Regions from separate parts of the Homo sapiens genome. Here regions 2, 3 and 4 are each linked to region 1. The links are chromatin contacts, found by Hi-C in ENCODE. All regions are on one chromosome and are shown on one strand. Each heading gives the region's core, a stretch centred on a gene start or an enhancer-like site at or near the end of the contact. The rest is flanking DNA. Distances are from core to core; before and after follow the strand shown.

The links. A loop is a pair of places that touch in the nucleus more often than their neighbours do. Pooled maps may share reads with other maps.
Region 2: a pooled map shows a loop between it and region 1 (18-fold over the local background). The contact joins the promoter of E2F7 here to the promoter of CPSF6 in region 1. A Hi-C loop is called at or near these places in 3 of 37 single-sample maps with no recorded cell type and 2 of 50 pooled maps.
Region 3: a loop to region 1 is called in a map of B cell, with 11 times the contacts of the local background. The contact joins the promoter of USP15 here to the promoter of CPSF6 in region 1. A Hi-C loop is called at or near these places in 3 of 168 maps with a recorded cell type or tissue (B cell, CD4-positive, alpha-beta memory T cell and CD8-positive, alpha-beta T cell) and 6 of 50 pooled maps.
Region 4: a loop to region 1 is called in a map of B cell, with 12 times the contacts of the local background. The contact joins the promoter of KICS2 here to the promoter of CPSF6 in region 1. A Hi-C loop is called at or near these places in 2 of 168 maps with a recorded cell type or tissue (B cell and CD8-positive, alpha-beta T cell) and 10 of 50 pooled maps.

Annotation. Positions count from the first base shown.
Region 1 is chr12:69,237,631-69,241,169 of GRCh38, forward strand. It overlaps CPSF6 (cleavage and polyadenylation specific factor 6), which reads left to right and starts at 1,939. Exons shown (of 10, transcript NM_007007.3): 1 at 1,939-2,076. The coding sequence starts at 2,017. RefSeq lists silencers at 1,762-2,261, 2,412-2,631 and enhancers at 2,095-2,675, 2,676-3,255.
Region 2 is chr12:77,063,703-77,067,241 of GRCh38, forward strand. It overlaps E2F7 (E2F transcription factor 7), which reads right to left and starts at 1,867. Exons shown (of 13, transcript NM_203394.3): 1 at 1,643-1,867; 2 at 841-933. The coding sequence starts at 933. RefSeq lists silencers at 1,707-1,756, 1,777-2,206 and enhancers at 1,815-2,521, 2,257-2,486.
Region 3 is chr12:62,258,763-62,262,301 of GRCh38, forward strand. It overlaps USP15 (ubiquitin specific peptidase 15), which reads left to right and starts at 1,642. Exons shown (of 22, transcript NM_001252078.2): 1 at 1,642-1,741. The coding sequence starts at 1,653. It overlaps MIR6125 (microRNA 6125), which reads left to right and starts at 1,597; the gene lies at 1,597-1,692. It also overlaps a transcript of TAFA2 not described here. RefSeq lists enhancers at 898-967, 1,518-1,877, 2,098-2,147, 2,871-3,371, 3,372-3,539 and silencers at 1,228-1,287, 1,368-1,477.
Region 4 is chr12:64,220,747-64,224,285 of GRCh38, forward strand. KICS2 (KICSTOR subunit 2) reads right to left here and starts at 1,550. Exons shown (of 3, transcript NM_152440.5): 1 at 1,257-1,550. The coding sequence starts at 1,491. LOC124902952 (a long non-coding RNA gene) reads left to right here and starts at 1,603. Exons shown (of 2, transcript XR_007063347.1): 1 at 1,603-1,797. RefSeq lists enhancers at 1,074-1,193, 1,264-1,323, 1,358-1,952, 1,434-1,523, 1,674-1,863 and 1 more.

The DNA.
Region 1 (3,539 bases), core at 689-3,188:
GCATGAGCCACCATGCTGGCTGGAATGGTTTTTAATTGTATTGAAAGAAGATAAACTGCAATAGAAATCCTTGCATCTTCTCTGATTCTATTGCTTCCCTCTTTCACTTCTAAAGACCCTTGCAAATTACTTTGAGCCTACCGGACAATCAAGGTATCCCTATCCCTACCTCAAGATCCTTAACTTAATCATATCTGCAAGGGTAACATATTCACAGATTTCAGGGATCAGAATATGAACATCTATGGTGGGCCATTATTCTACCACACCACCAATCTAGAAAATACTCTCACCTTTAAACGTCAGTGTCTCTTTTCTTCTATAATGCCCCAAGAAAGAAAGTGAATCAGTATTTAAATACTGATTCTTGGAACAGGACAGGACACTTTGCATATTAACTCATATTAACTCATTTAAAGTATCACCAACCTTCAACCTTGGTGAGGTAGATATTATTGCTTGGATTTTAAAGATTCTGAGATTGAATATGAGAGTTGAAAACTTGACTGAGGTCATCTAGCTGATAAAATGTCTGATTAGAAATGGGTACCCAGATCACCAGACTGGCCTCCAGGACTGCAACCATGCTTTTTCCACCATACCAAGTGCAGATTGAGTCTTTTTTATGCAAAAATGCTTGGATTTGAGGGGATTTTGGAATATTTGCATATACATAAATTATCCAGGAGATGGGACCCAAGCCTAAACGAAATTCATTTATGTTTCACATATACCTTATACACACAGCCTGAAGATTATTTCATACAATACTTTTAGTTATTTTGTGCATGAAAAAAAGTTTTGATTGCATTTTTGACTGCGACCTGGCAAATAAGATCAGGTGTGGAATTTTCCACTTGTGGCATCATGTCAGTGCGCAAAAAGTTTCAGATTTTGGAGCATTTCAAATTTTTGGATTAGAGATGCCCAACCTTACAGATGTTGTTTGGGTTATTCTATGAATGATTTCTGGCCAGTTTCTCAGGAAACACGCTCTACTACAGTATATTTTTTAATGAGTGAAAAAGAAATTAAGAATGGAGGGGAAAGTTTCAAACTGGAGAGACATCTTTGAGTAAAGTATCGTGGCTGAATGTTCCTACCTTTATTGACCATGTGACCTGGTTAAATCACTTAGGTTCTATTAGGCCTCAGTCTTCTCTTCTGTAAAATGAGATGTTTAGACCTAAGGACACCTTTCCAGTTCCCTTCCCGTTGGGACATTCTAGGATTCTGAGAGAGAAGCCCCCCTGGCCTCAAGATACCTCCACTCTCTTGGGTGTGCTCTAAGATGACTGCATTCATGTTAGAAGCATCTGAACTACGCCAGAGACAACCTACTGTAGATCTAAGGAAGAAAAAATGAATGGCAATGAATGCGAGAGGAAGGTGGGGGGGAAAGAAGCCCACGAAGATTAGAGATGGAAATGGCAACATAAACAGCATGCAAAGATAACCACTGACGGGTATCTAGCGTTTACGATGCAAATAAAACTCTGCTGGTCTCTGAGGATGCAGAAACAAGACATTGTTTTTGGTCTTAAGCCGTTCACAGAATGCCCGGGGGTTACACTTTGCATTTAAGCACGGACATATAACTTCCACCTTTAAAAGTCCTGGATGTGAGAAAGATAAGAACAACGGATAAATGAAAATATTAACAAAACGTCTGAGTATGCCAGAGGCCACGTGAAAAGACGGTGTGTGGAAACAGGTGGGACCCACTGCTAAGCTGGATGCGCGAGTAGGACAAAAAAATTGGCCCCCACTCCCGGGCCTCACCCAGACACAAAAGAAACGTCCTCTGCCCTCAGAGGCGCAGCCTTTCCTCAGCCAGCAGAGCGGCTGGGCTGCAGAGTCCCCGCCCCCGGCCGGCCCCTGTCGCCCGCGCCTCCCTCCCTCGGGCCTCGGAAGTGACGCAAGCGCCCCCCCACCGCCGCTAGATCCGCTGCTGCTGCCGCGGCGGGCAGACCTGCAGGAGGCGGCGGCGGCGGCGGCGGCCGAGGCTGAAGGAAGATGGCGGACGGCGTGGACCACATAGACATTTACGCGGATGTCGGCGAAGAGTTCAACCAGGTACGTGAGAGCCCAGGTCCCCGCCGCCGACGCGGGCGGCGCTGCGGCCGGGAAGCTGACCCGGGGCCCGCTGCGGCCGCGAGCCGAAGCGACTGCAGAGTGTGCGCCCTTGCCGCCTCTGGGCCGCGCCGCCGACCCCTGGCGTGGCGCCCCCCCGCCCCTCGTTCTACCGCGTCGTTTCACGGGCCGCGGGCGCGGCGAGTCGCCGCGGGGCCCGGAGCGCGGACGCGGGCCGCTGTGCAGCTGCCGCCGGCTCCTCCCTCGCCGGCGCTGCCTCGCTCCCTATTGTTGGCGGCACCCGGCTGGCGCTTCCCGCCGCGCTAGGCCCGGGCGGTGGGGCCGCGTGTAAGCGGCGGAGAGAACTGGCCGCCGCCGCGCCCCCTCCCCCGTCGCTGGTCGGAGGAGGAAGCCCTGGCGGGGCGCGTGCCCGCCGCCGCCGCCCCTTCCCCGCCGCTGCCGCTCGGGCTCCGATTCCTCCCATCGCTCCATTTTGTCTCCCTGCCCGCGCACTGTCGCCTCATGGAAGGCCGCGTTCACGGCCCTTTGTATCCCGCGCGCCCAGTCCCCGGGGCTCTCCTTCTCGGGTTTGCGACAGGTTTCGGCGTGGCGCCTTCCTCCTCCCCTCACACTTTCTGAAGGCGACTGAGGTGCGGGCTCATTTGCAACAAGTCCTTTGACTTTTGGAGCCACAGATAAAAGTCGGTGCGCTGGTCCTGCCTCATTAATCCAGGGCTTGCAGTGCTTTGAAGCCCAGTCGTTGTTGGCCTTTGTGATGAAAATACCTGTGAAGATGAGTGGCCGGGGACCAAAAGGAAGAATTGGAAGCGCGATGGTTGGATGGAACAAAAAGATGTTAGCTCACCCACAGATCTCATAGTGATTAAAATGAAAGAACGTTCACCCCAAATCCTTATGATGTGGTTTAAAAATAAAGAGTTATAGATAAGACCCTATTTTCGAAAACAAAGTGTTAAATCCCCCCACCCCCACCCCCGGGCCCCGTGTTACCTTTTGAAAGGTTGAGCGAAAGTGAGAATGCAAGGTTTTCCTGAACGACGTTGCTTAGAGGTAACGCGGGGCTGTGATGTCTGTTAATGGGCATCCTTGCAAAAGATGTCGTTTGTTGCTAGTGACGTTTAAGGTTTGAACCTGCTGTTCGTATCTACTGCATTTTATGTAGTAACACATTTAAAACAATTAAATTGTGCTTAACTGCAATGTTCCTAAAAGCCTTATTTTTTTGTATTTCCCAGGTCCCTATGAGAAGTTTAATGAAATATTACTGGCTAATGTGGTTTTCCCACCTCCATTAACCATCATATTCGTGACTAGTTGCTCAGGCTTTTTAAAAAACAAGGAAACTCAAGAGATCTTTACTGTTTTATTTTTCAGGAATGACTTTGTGCCTCTGGTTTAAATATTAGAAAACAGAAAAATACCAGTTGGCTTTAAATGTTTGCTAT
Region 2 (3,539 bases), core at 617-3,116, 7.8 Mb after region 1:
ATTAGCAATTATCAAGTATTCTTCAAAGGCTCATATGAGCCTGGGTTGCTTTGCAACCAAGGAGTTTCACTGTTGATGCTAAGCCTAAAAATAAGACCAGGAGCTCGGAGAAGTTCAATGCCCAAGTTGCTACTCACAGATTTATATTCAAAGTTTCTAAAACTTGGTTTGTTATTTCTATTTGCCTGTGCCTAAAAATGCTCAGATAGTTTAGACATTGTTATGGCCAGTTTACTTTGTAATGTTCTTGAAAACAACATCTTGGTCTTACAAATCACAAGGGGTGCAAAATGTAAGGGAATGGCTCAGTGCAAAACTAGCAACAGTATGGTAAAATATTCAGAATATACTGATGAGTTCAGCCACTTTATCTCCCTATATAGTAGGCACAGGTCTACTCTTGGGTGAATGGAACAGTCTCTGGGAGCTAGTTCATTGGTATGAAGACATTTCACAGCACTTTAATAATCCAGCATTTATGCCTGCAAAGGTCTATTTTCCTGGGAACTGAGGCTTAGCATTCCTACAGAGCACTAGCTACACCACCCTTGACAACTGTATTATAAACTTTGATTGCTGTAGCCAGCATATTTTTGACTTATATAAATTGGTTACAACATTACATGTAACCTTGCCTATTTTTCCCACTATATCTGAGAGTAGAATTCCAACAATAATGGTTTGGATGGCTCTATTTTTAAAAAAGAATGTTTCTATAATGTTTATCAATATTAATTATTATGCTTAAATACAAATACAAATGGCATGTTGGAACACTTAATTGAATTCAACATCACCATCCTTAACATATTAGAAACTAAGGTGTTTATGTTTGCTTACCTTTTGTGCATTTTCCCCATCTTCAACTGCAAAATCTAGTCTGGGCTGCCTGGGGCTGATCAGGTCTTTTAGTGTTAAACAATTTACCTCCATCTGTAATGCACAATTACACTAGAAAATGATTTTGCAATTAGGTATTTTTTCCTCAAACAAAAATATCTACATATGTGTTACTTGTTTGTCAATATGAAATTCCCCCTTCTCTAAGCACATCCTGGGCATTTCCAGGAGTTGTAGCCACCCTCAACTTTCTAAAACTCACGCGAACAAACTCAAACACCTAAAGTGTGCTTAGTAATACTGAAAATCTGGGAAGAAAAAAATCTACAAAAATAGTAACTCCTTATGAAAAGCTAGATGGCAAAATAAAGTTACCAAGTCGGAAGGGTGTTGGGCAAATCTGTCAGAAAAGTACAGGGTCTCCCAGGTCAGTTAATTTTGGCGCAAAGAACTGAGAGGAATTCGGCTTTGAGGGGTTTTGAATCGGGGGAAGGAAACCCGATCGCTAGACCAAACCCACTCAGCGCTGAGCGCAGCCCCTTCCCAGGCCTCCAAGCAGATCCCCCAAATAAACTTCTCCAATGAAAGCTCCAAGTTGTGGGGAAGGGCAAATCCCCTCTACTGCCGGGCCGGAGTGAGAGCTGCACCCGGCACACCCTCTGCGCACCGGGTTCCCCGGCAGAAACACCTCGAGCCCTCGCCAGCCGGGGGACGTGAGGAGTGGCAGGCTGGCAGCCGGGGCGGGAGTGGGCCCTGTATCCCAATTCCCGCCTCCCCACTGGCGCTGGGGCCGCACGCTTACCCCTGCTTTCCTAAGGAGGCTTCCTGCCTCTGCAGGGACCTCCACGGACCCAAGCCGATGAGGGAAGGTGGTGCGGCGATCAGCAGCCGGGCGGCGGCATCGGGAAGGGAGAGCGAGGCGCGCAGATCCCCGCGCCGAGTGCCCTGGGCTGGCGGGGACCCCGCGGCGTCCGGGCAGCGCCAGCGCTCAGACCGGCCGAGCGCAACTCCAGCCTGGATCGTAGTCCCCGCTAAAACACCTCCTCTGGCGCCTTGAGACCGAATTTGAGAATCCACCAATCAGCGGCGGCCGGCGGGGCGGCCCCGGCCAATCGTGCGGCGGCACGGCCCGGGCTCACCGCCCCTCGGAGTCTTGGCGCTCCGAGCCGCGCGTTTTGCCCTCACCCGCCCAATTGTTGCCGCCTCGGCCCCCTCCCCCTTCCGGGTACCTGGAAACCTCGGGCCCGGGAGCCAATTCCTGCTGGGGACGCGGGCCCCGGCGGCCGCGGGAAGCCAAGGTGGGGGCGGCGCGGGGCGGCGCGGGGCGGCGGGAGAAGGAAGAGGAGGAGGAGGGCTCTTTTGTTATGCATAGAAGACCCGCGCACGTCCCCGCGGCTTGCCGCGCCCGGGGACCCCGGGCACAGCCAGAGGACAGGAAAGCAGATGGGGTTTGGAAGAACGATCTACACCCTCTGGATGCTGCTGCCGCCATCCCCGCCCGCCCTCAGCAACCTGTGCGGAAGCGGAGTTGTCCAGACTTGCCGGGGCAAACTTCTTAACATCGCACGCTGGTGTGACACATGAACCATGGTTACCGCTCTGCTGCGAGCAGATGGCACGCCAGTTAGCCCTGGAGACAAGACTGGAAGCCAAACCAGAAGTTTTTCTAACTTTTTTTTGTTTGTTTGTTTTGTGTGTGTGGCAAATCCGGAAATGTTTTTTGGTGTTCCCTTTTCGGCAAATTGCAAATAATTAGGAGGGAAAAAGCTTTATATAAAAAAGTAGTTCTTTGCAATAGGGACTAGCATTCTGGGAGACAGTCTAGAAAATTTCCTCAACACCACTGATCTGTATTAAATGTTTCACTTCTTTCATCCTACAGTTTCTTGTTTAAAATATGAATGTTGGTAGAGATGGACTTTTTACAAAACAGACTTTATTGTTTAGAAGTTTTCAATTTACAGAAAAATTGAGATAGTACCAAGAATTCCCATATATTCAGCACCCAATTTCACCCACTATTAACATTTTGTGTTAGTATAGAATATTTTTTGAAATTAATGATCTAATATTGGTACATTCTTCTGAGCTCAAGTCATTACTTTATTCAGATTTACTTAATTTTTTCCTAATGGCCCTTTTTTCTGTTCAGGATACCACATTACCTTTAGTTCCTATGTCTCTAGGCTCCTCTTGGCTATGACAGTTTCTCATACTTTCCTCATTTTTGATACCTGGACATTTTTGAGTAGTATTGGTCAAGTATTTTGTAAGATATCCCTCAACTGAAATGTGAGACAGCCTTCTTAAAGCATCAGACATTCTTAAATGTACAGACATGTCCCTACCCCCCATCTACTTTACAGCAAAGGTATCATTTTCCTTTCTATACCAAGACTCCATTCTTCACCACTTACCCTCCAAATATTTTTATTTTATTTTATTTTTGGAGACGGAGTCTTGCACTGTCACCCAGGCTAGAGTGTAGTGGCCCAATCTCGGCTCACTGAAACCTCCACCTCCTGGGTTCAAGCGATTCTCTGCCCCAGCCTCCCGAGTAGCTGGGACTACAGCCGTGCGCCACCACGCCCAGCTAATTTTTGTATTTTTAGTAGAGATGGGGTTTTGCTGTGTTGGCCAGGTTGGTCTCGAACTCCTAACCTCAGGTGATCTGCCTGCCTGCCTTGGCCTCCCAAAGT
Region 3 (3,539 bases), core at 392-2,891, 7.0 Mb before region 1:
ATCCATGTAGCTCCAATATATGTTTTCCATATTCTGCAGCTTCCCTTCAGAAAATTACTTTGTTCTCTTTCAGAGAGTGACTGGAAAAAGGGGGAAAATGTGACTTTTAGAGGGTAGCCGTGGTTAGAGAAACTCTTAATCTTTTAACCTGTCAGGAGAAAAGCCAGAAATAGCAGTCACTGAAAGTTGTTTTAAAACTCTCAATTCAAGGTTGGCATGATAATGCAAAATAGTATTATTACGCAGAAATAAGCAATCATAATCATAATACTGATATACACAAATCATAATGCCAATATACACTACTTTCACTTGGATTCAGCACTTCCTACTAGCATAACTACACCTACCTTTATCGCATTCTCACCAAATGAGTTAGGGTTTAAAATGGGCAAACGAGAAATGATGTGGGGATTCCGGCCCATCTTTTAGACTTTTCACATCAATATGGTATGTTAAAATCACACCCCTGGACATCATGCTCGGGAATACTTAAGTAATTTTGCCACAATTCATTTACTAAACAAATATTTAGGTAATTTTTACATGTCCATCAGTACTGTGCTAACCACCAGGTGTACAAAGGCTAAAACAAAAGATGAACCCAGTTCCAGCTCTTAAAGAGTTTACATTTTAGTTCAGGCTTTCAGAAGGAGAGGCAGTGAGTGTGCTATACTGTATAGCATGTGGGCTCTTGAACCAGCCTCTCCACTCACCTCTCCACCTGCTGTGTGACCTTGGCATTTGATTTTTAAGCGACTCGATTTTCTATTTTGTAACATAATCGTTGACTTCAAATTAAAGACATATCTAGTTTCATTTCAGGTGTACGGCACCATACGAAGATGGGGCTAAGAAAATGTTACTATCCTGTATAAACAAGAGGGTTTCTCGCACGTTTTCTTCCTTTAGTATCTGGCATTATTCAATACTGTCCATATTCTACTCCCTGTTCACCGATGAACTGGGACATGTTTTTCACTGCAGCTTAGTCGTCTGGGTGTGCCTGGGGAGGCGTCACAAAGAGCCTATAAAGGGTCCCCACCTACAACGGGAGTAAGAGCGCTGGAAGGAACCCAGGAAGGGCATGGAGACCAAGCGTTCGGTTTCGGAGTGTTTTTTGTGTGTGCCCATATTCACCGAGCTTGGGTTCTCCCACTCGTAACGAAAAGCCCAGTCACTGAGCTGCTACATTTTCTGCCATATCTTAGCCGTCCCCACGCCCCCACACCACCGCCCCACCCTACCTCACCCTCAAGCGTGAGTGAATGCGCAAATAAGGGTTTTCAAGGCGTCAGTGGGAAAGAGGGAGGGGAAGGCAACGCTGAGGACGGGAGGACAGGGCGGTGGCATCCCTCTAGCGAGAGAGAGCCAGAGCCCTCGGCGGCGAGGAAAGCTAAAACCCGGCAGTCCCGGGCCAGAGGAGGCCAAGGCAAGATGCTGGACGGGCGGGGACCGATGGGGGGCAGCAGACCATGGCCGCGCACCCAGTGCGCCCCCGGGGCCTCCTCTTGTCCCGAGGAGCACCCCCGCTCCCGGTGTCTTTTGGTTTCGACCGGCCGACTGGGAGGGGCCGTGGGACGCCATTCCCATAATGCTCTGGGGCGTGCCGCCGCCGTCGCTGCCACCTCCCCTACCGCTAGTGGAAGAAGATGGCGGAAGGCGGAGCGGCGGATCTGGACACCCAGCGGTCTGACATCGCGACGCTGCTCAAAACCTCGCTCCGGAAAGGGGACACCTGGTAAGAGAAAGGGGTTGAGATGCCCGCGGTTGCCCGAGGATAGTGGAGAAGTGGGCGGGAGCCGCGAGCTGGTTCTTTCGCTAGTGACAGGTGCGGGCAGGTCCGGCGGCGGCCGCCGGGGCAGCGGGATTTTGGCCGCTTCTGAAATGTTGGGGCAAAGGTTGGACTCTAGATGAGGGTCAGGGTTCTTGGCTTGCCAGGGCATGCTGAAAGGTATCCGGGGAGCGGCGGCGGCGGCGGTTCTGACTCGTGCGGTTCTCTTCGTCCTCCTTCCTTCCGTAGTGCCGCTCCCACCTCAGGCCTTCCCGAATGATAGGTTATAGTGGTTTGGTTTGAGTCTTATATACGCCGTTTTGACAGGTCCCGGTGCCGCGGCTTATCACGATCTCACCGGCTTTACTTCTCTGTTCATTTCCTTTCCTAGAATTGTCGGCGTCCAAGTTCCCTTTTATTCTGATTCTTGGTCTTCCGGGAGGCAGGCTGCAGGATGTTTGCGGTCTGTACTACACAGGTGGCATGTCAGGGCTCCACATAAGAGAAAGAAACCCTAGTTTCCAGTTCCTTGTCAAAGGAGGGAGAGGAGTAGGGAACCTTGGGCTTATGAGAGACCACGTGGTCTTGTGCTTTAGTGGTGGCTTGATAGAAGCCGGCAGCGTTTCTGTTAGACGTGCAGCCCTTCCCTTCTGTTTGAAAGATAATGTAGGCCTGCAAAAAGTAGATAAGTCCACTTGAGGCTTAACTAACTGCTAATATTCAAACTTGTAAAATACCAAAGGTTATACATTTAAAATACTGAAGGATGTATGTGGACATTTTCACACTTGTCGACCATATCAAGTGGCATCTACAATAACTTAAATATGTGAATATGTAACATAATTTAAAATTCCTTATTTTTTGGGAAGCATAATGTGCCTCTTCATTATAATAAAACATATTTTCACTTTCCACTGTTACCATAACAGTAGTATATAATTCATAGAGTGTTTCAGTATGGCATAGTGAAAGGAACAGTAAGATTTAGACCTGAGTTATGTCACAGTTTCACCACTCAACTTGCAGTATGGCTTTGAGGAGAGTTAATTTAAATCATTGCACCTCATTATCTTCATGCTGTAAAATGGACAGTAATTTTATTATAAGGATTTTATCTTGATTCGTTTTAATATCTTAAGAATTTCATATTTATGAGATATCAAATTTTAGTTATCCTCTTATCTCTGCTCTTTACTCCTGACAAAAGGCTGTGATATTGGGATCATTTTCAGTTAAGCTAATAGGTGGCAGACTTAGGACCTTAATTTAACCTTGATCTAAGTCTTAGTCTCTTTTTTCTTTTTTGGTAGGCTATATACTATGTTTGTATGATAGAAATCCCTAAGGATGTAAATACATACTTGTTTCATTATATCAAAAAAATAGAATCTTCAAGTGACTTAATAATAGTTATTGTTGGCCTGGCAGGGTGGTTCACGCCTGTAACCCAGCACTTTGGGAGGCCGAGGAGGGAGGATCACTTGAACTCAGGAGTTCCAGACCAGCCTGGGCACCATGGTGAAACCCCGTCTCTACAAAAATACAAAAAAATTAGCTGGGCATGGTGGCACGCCTGTGGTCCCAGCTACTCAGGAGGCTGAGGTGGGAGGATTGCCTGAGCCTAGGAAGCGGAGGTTGCAGTGAGCCGAGATCCGGCCACTGCACTCTAGCCTGGGCAACGTGAGACTCCATCTCAAAAAAAGAAAAAAAAAAGTTATTGTTTTTATTATAATGTTAGATGTTTATTACTGTGGGGAAATTG
Region 4 (3,539 bases), core at 300-2,799, 5.0 Mb before region 1:
GAATGCAAACTCAATCTGAGAGTACAAGGGCAGATATTTTGGTTTCGACTCTATCATCTACCCAACATAACTGCATATATAATTTGCTAATCTATAGAAAGGGGAATAATAACACCATAGCAGCAACTGCAAATTTGTGAGAAATGCCATTGTAAAAAGGGGAGGAAAAAAATAAGGTGAAACTATCTGACCAGTTTTTGCTAATAAATTAGCATACTAAATAAGTATGTATAAATCAACATACTTGCTACAGCAATTACGAACTCAGGAAGCCCTGTCTCTTGAGTGTTTACTGAAAGCTCAATAAGATGTACATGGTCACCTTCAGGCAATATAAGGAAAGTAGGGGGCTGGTTAGGGAACGGGGGGGGGTGGATCAAAATGAAATCTACACCAATTTTACATTTCTATTCTCTGTATTTTATATACGTGTCCTTCATTCACATCAGACCTCACGCTTCTGAAAATTGAAGAGTCTAAAACAGGTCAAAGTACTGACTCTGAAACCCCTAGGATTCAAATATATTTATTTGTCATAATTAAGCAGTAATATTATTTTGTATGCATATTCCATGCCTTTTACATCTATTATTTCCTTCTCATCTACTTATACTTATTGCTTCTACTAGTAAAAATCAGTTGAATCAGCTCTTGAATCTTATTTCAGAGGCAAGATGTACATGAAGTGCTAAGAGTGTTTACCATTTTCCCCTTAAGTCTCTTCTTGCTAGTGTTAGGCATATTTCTTGCCTTTCCTGCCCAATATTCATTTATTACTTTAGTCATTAAATATGTATTGGGGGACTATGAAGACGGGGTAGGACTCTAAATGTGACTCTCGGGCCTTAACCTTAAGAGGCCACACAACAGTGTTCAGTAATAGAACTAGGTTGTTTTGCAAAGTTTTGCTCTTCTGGCTGCAGCGTCACTAATTAAAACAATGAAGACATAGTTTGGTTAACTTCTCATTTATGGCATCAATCCATGCACGAGGCAAAAGGGCAAACCCTTCGGTTTGGGTCACAGCCCTGCAAAGAGCATCTACCCAGTTCGCCAATCTATCAGCAGCGCAGGCCGGTGGGCGGGGCTTGTGGAAGCCCAGGGAAGGAAAGGAACGGTGGGAGGAGATCTGGGAATGCCGAGTCGAGCCTGCGACTAGAAGTGACACAGAGACGGGAAACCCAAGCCACTGCCGACTGGGGAATATACCCCCTTTACTTCCTCCTCAAGGGGCTCGGGGGGCGGGGCGGAGGTACCTAGTTTCTGCCCCAGGTAGGTGAGGCTGTGATAGACCTTCTCGGCCGCGGCCAGGTGCGCCAAGGCCGCCAGCAGCGACAGCCAGCTGCCCCCCGCGCTCTTGTTGGCCTCTCGTTCCTTCTCCACATTGTCCTTAGCCTTGTCGTAAGAGAAGATACCCAGGTGAGAGAAGAACGTCTCCAGCACCGCCTGTTCCACCGGGACCGGGGCGGCCAGCGGGATAGACTCCCCCATGCGAGCTGCGCCCCAGCTCGACCCACGTGGCTCTCCTCGGCCTCGCACTTCCGGGTTCTGAGGGAACGGGCTTGCGCACAAGCGTGCGTGCGCGTGACCGCCTCCACCGGCGGACTCGTGAGCGCGCCGCTGCCGGGACCGCTCCTGGGCCTTAGAGAAGACGCGGATAAGGGCCAAGGAAAGAGGGAGGTAGCGGTTGCTGAGCTCCTTCGGCGCTTCGGCTCCTGTAGCTCTGACTATTCGGACCGTCAAGGTAGAATAGGAGGCGGCCAGTTCCCCGCTCTAAGAAGTTGCCTGCGCTCTGAGGTGAGCTGACAGGCCCCTCTCTGTGTGGTTCGTCAGCGCTGGTGACGTCATGCAAACGTGACGTCAGCCCTGGCCAGAACATCTGGCCTGGGCTCTCCAGGCACCTCGCTGGGCCGGCTGGGAGATGGGGAAGTGCCTGGAGTTGTGCCCACACTCACAGCAGGGACCCTAGTCAGCCCTGACACCTTCTACACCAACTCATGGAAGTGATTTGCTGAGATTAGAAGACTGACGGGTAAAGGTTGATCTCCTTCCCATTGCCTAGTTTTCATCACATCACACACCACCGGTTAACTCTCACCTGTATCCCGTTCTAGTTCTCCCGGGTCTGTGTTAGCCCTGCAACTAATAAGTAGAGCCCCTGGCCCAAACTGCATTAACCTTCCTTAAAAAGTTATCTTTTTTTTTTCTTTTTTTTTGAGACGGAGTCTCGCTCTGTCGCCCAGACTGGAGTGCAGTGGTGAGATCTCGGCCCACTGCAGCCTCCACCTCCCGAGTTCAAACGATTTTCCTGCCTCAACCTCCCTAGTAGCTGGGATTACAGGCCAGCGCCACCACACCTGGCTAATTTTCGTATTTTTAATAGAAACAGGGTTTCACCATGTTAGCCAGGCTGGTCTCAAACTCCTGGCTCAAGCAATCTTCCCACCTCAGCCTCCCAAAGTTTTGGGATTACAGGTGTGAGCCACCACCCCTGGCCAGAATGAAGAATACATTAATGTAAATTGTGCACGTTGTCATTTAGAATAATTACAAGTTCCTTTGGCATTTAAGAAACCCCATGAACCCGGCTCATACTTGTATGTCCACTACTTTGAAACACTACCCACTACTCAATAGTTTTTTCCTTTCTTCTTTGTGCATACTTATTTTATGCTTCTTAGTCACACTATTTAATCGCATATATTTACATATCTCTTTCCCCAAGTGGTGAGATCCCTAGGGTACAGTAGGGTTCACTTACAGTTATAATCTTTTCATATTGGACGGCGCAGCCATGTTTGTTGAACAAATGAGAGAATTGCCTATTTTCGTTTTTTCTCAAACTAGAGCTGTTCTGCCATCATCACTACCTTTTAAAGGAAATCCCACTAATCTAATTTTAATGAATAGGTATTGTGCACCTGTTCCCTATACTCAAGAATGTAATTGGATAAGATCAACCCTGTTAACAATGATACAAGGCAGTTTTTTTTTTTTTTGGTTGTTTTATTTTGTTTTGTTTTTGGACAGGGTCTCACTCTTTCCCCCAGGCTGGAGTTTTCCCCAGGCTGGAGTGCAGTGGCATGACCTCGGCTCACCGCAACCTCCGCTTTCCAGGCTTTAGTGATTCTCCTGCCTCAGCCTCTGGAGTAGCTGGGATTACAGGCCAGTGCCACCACACCTGGCTAATTTTCGTATTTTTAACAGAATTGGGGTTTACACCATGTTGGCCAGGCTGGTCTTAAAATCCTGACTTCAAATGGTCTGCCCGCCTCGGACTCCCAAAGTGCTGGGATTACAGGCATGAGCCACTGCGCCCAGCTTCAAGGAAGATTTTTTTTTTTTTTTTTTTTTTGAGACAGAGTTTTGGTCTTGTTGCCCAGGCTGGAGTGCAGTGGAGCCATCTCAGCTCACTGCAACCTCCACCTGCCGGATTCAAGTGATTTTCCTGCCTAAGGCCAGCCTCCAGAGTAGCTAGGATTACAGGCATGTGCCACCACGCCCTGCTAATTTTGTATTTTTAGCAGAGACGGGGTTTC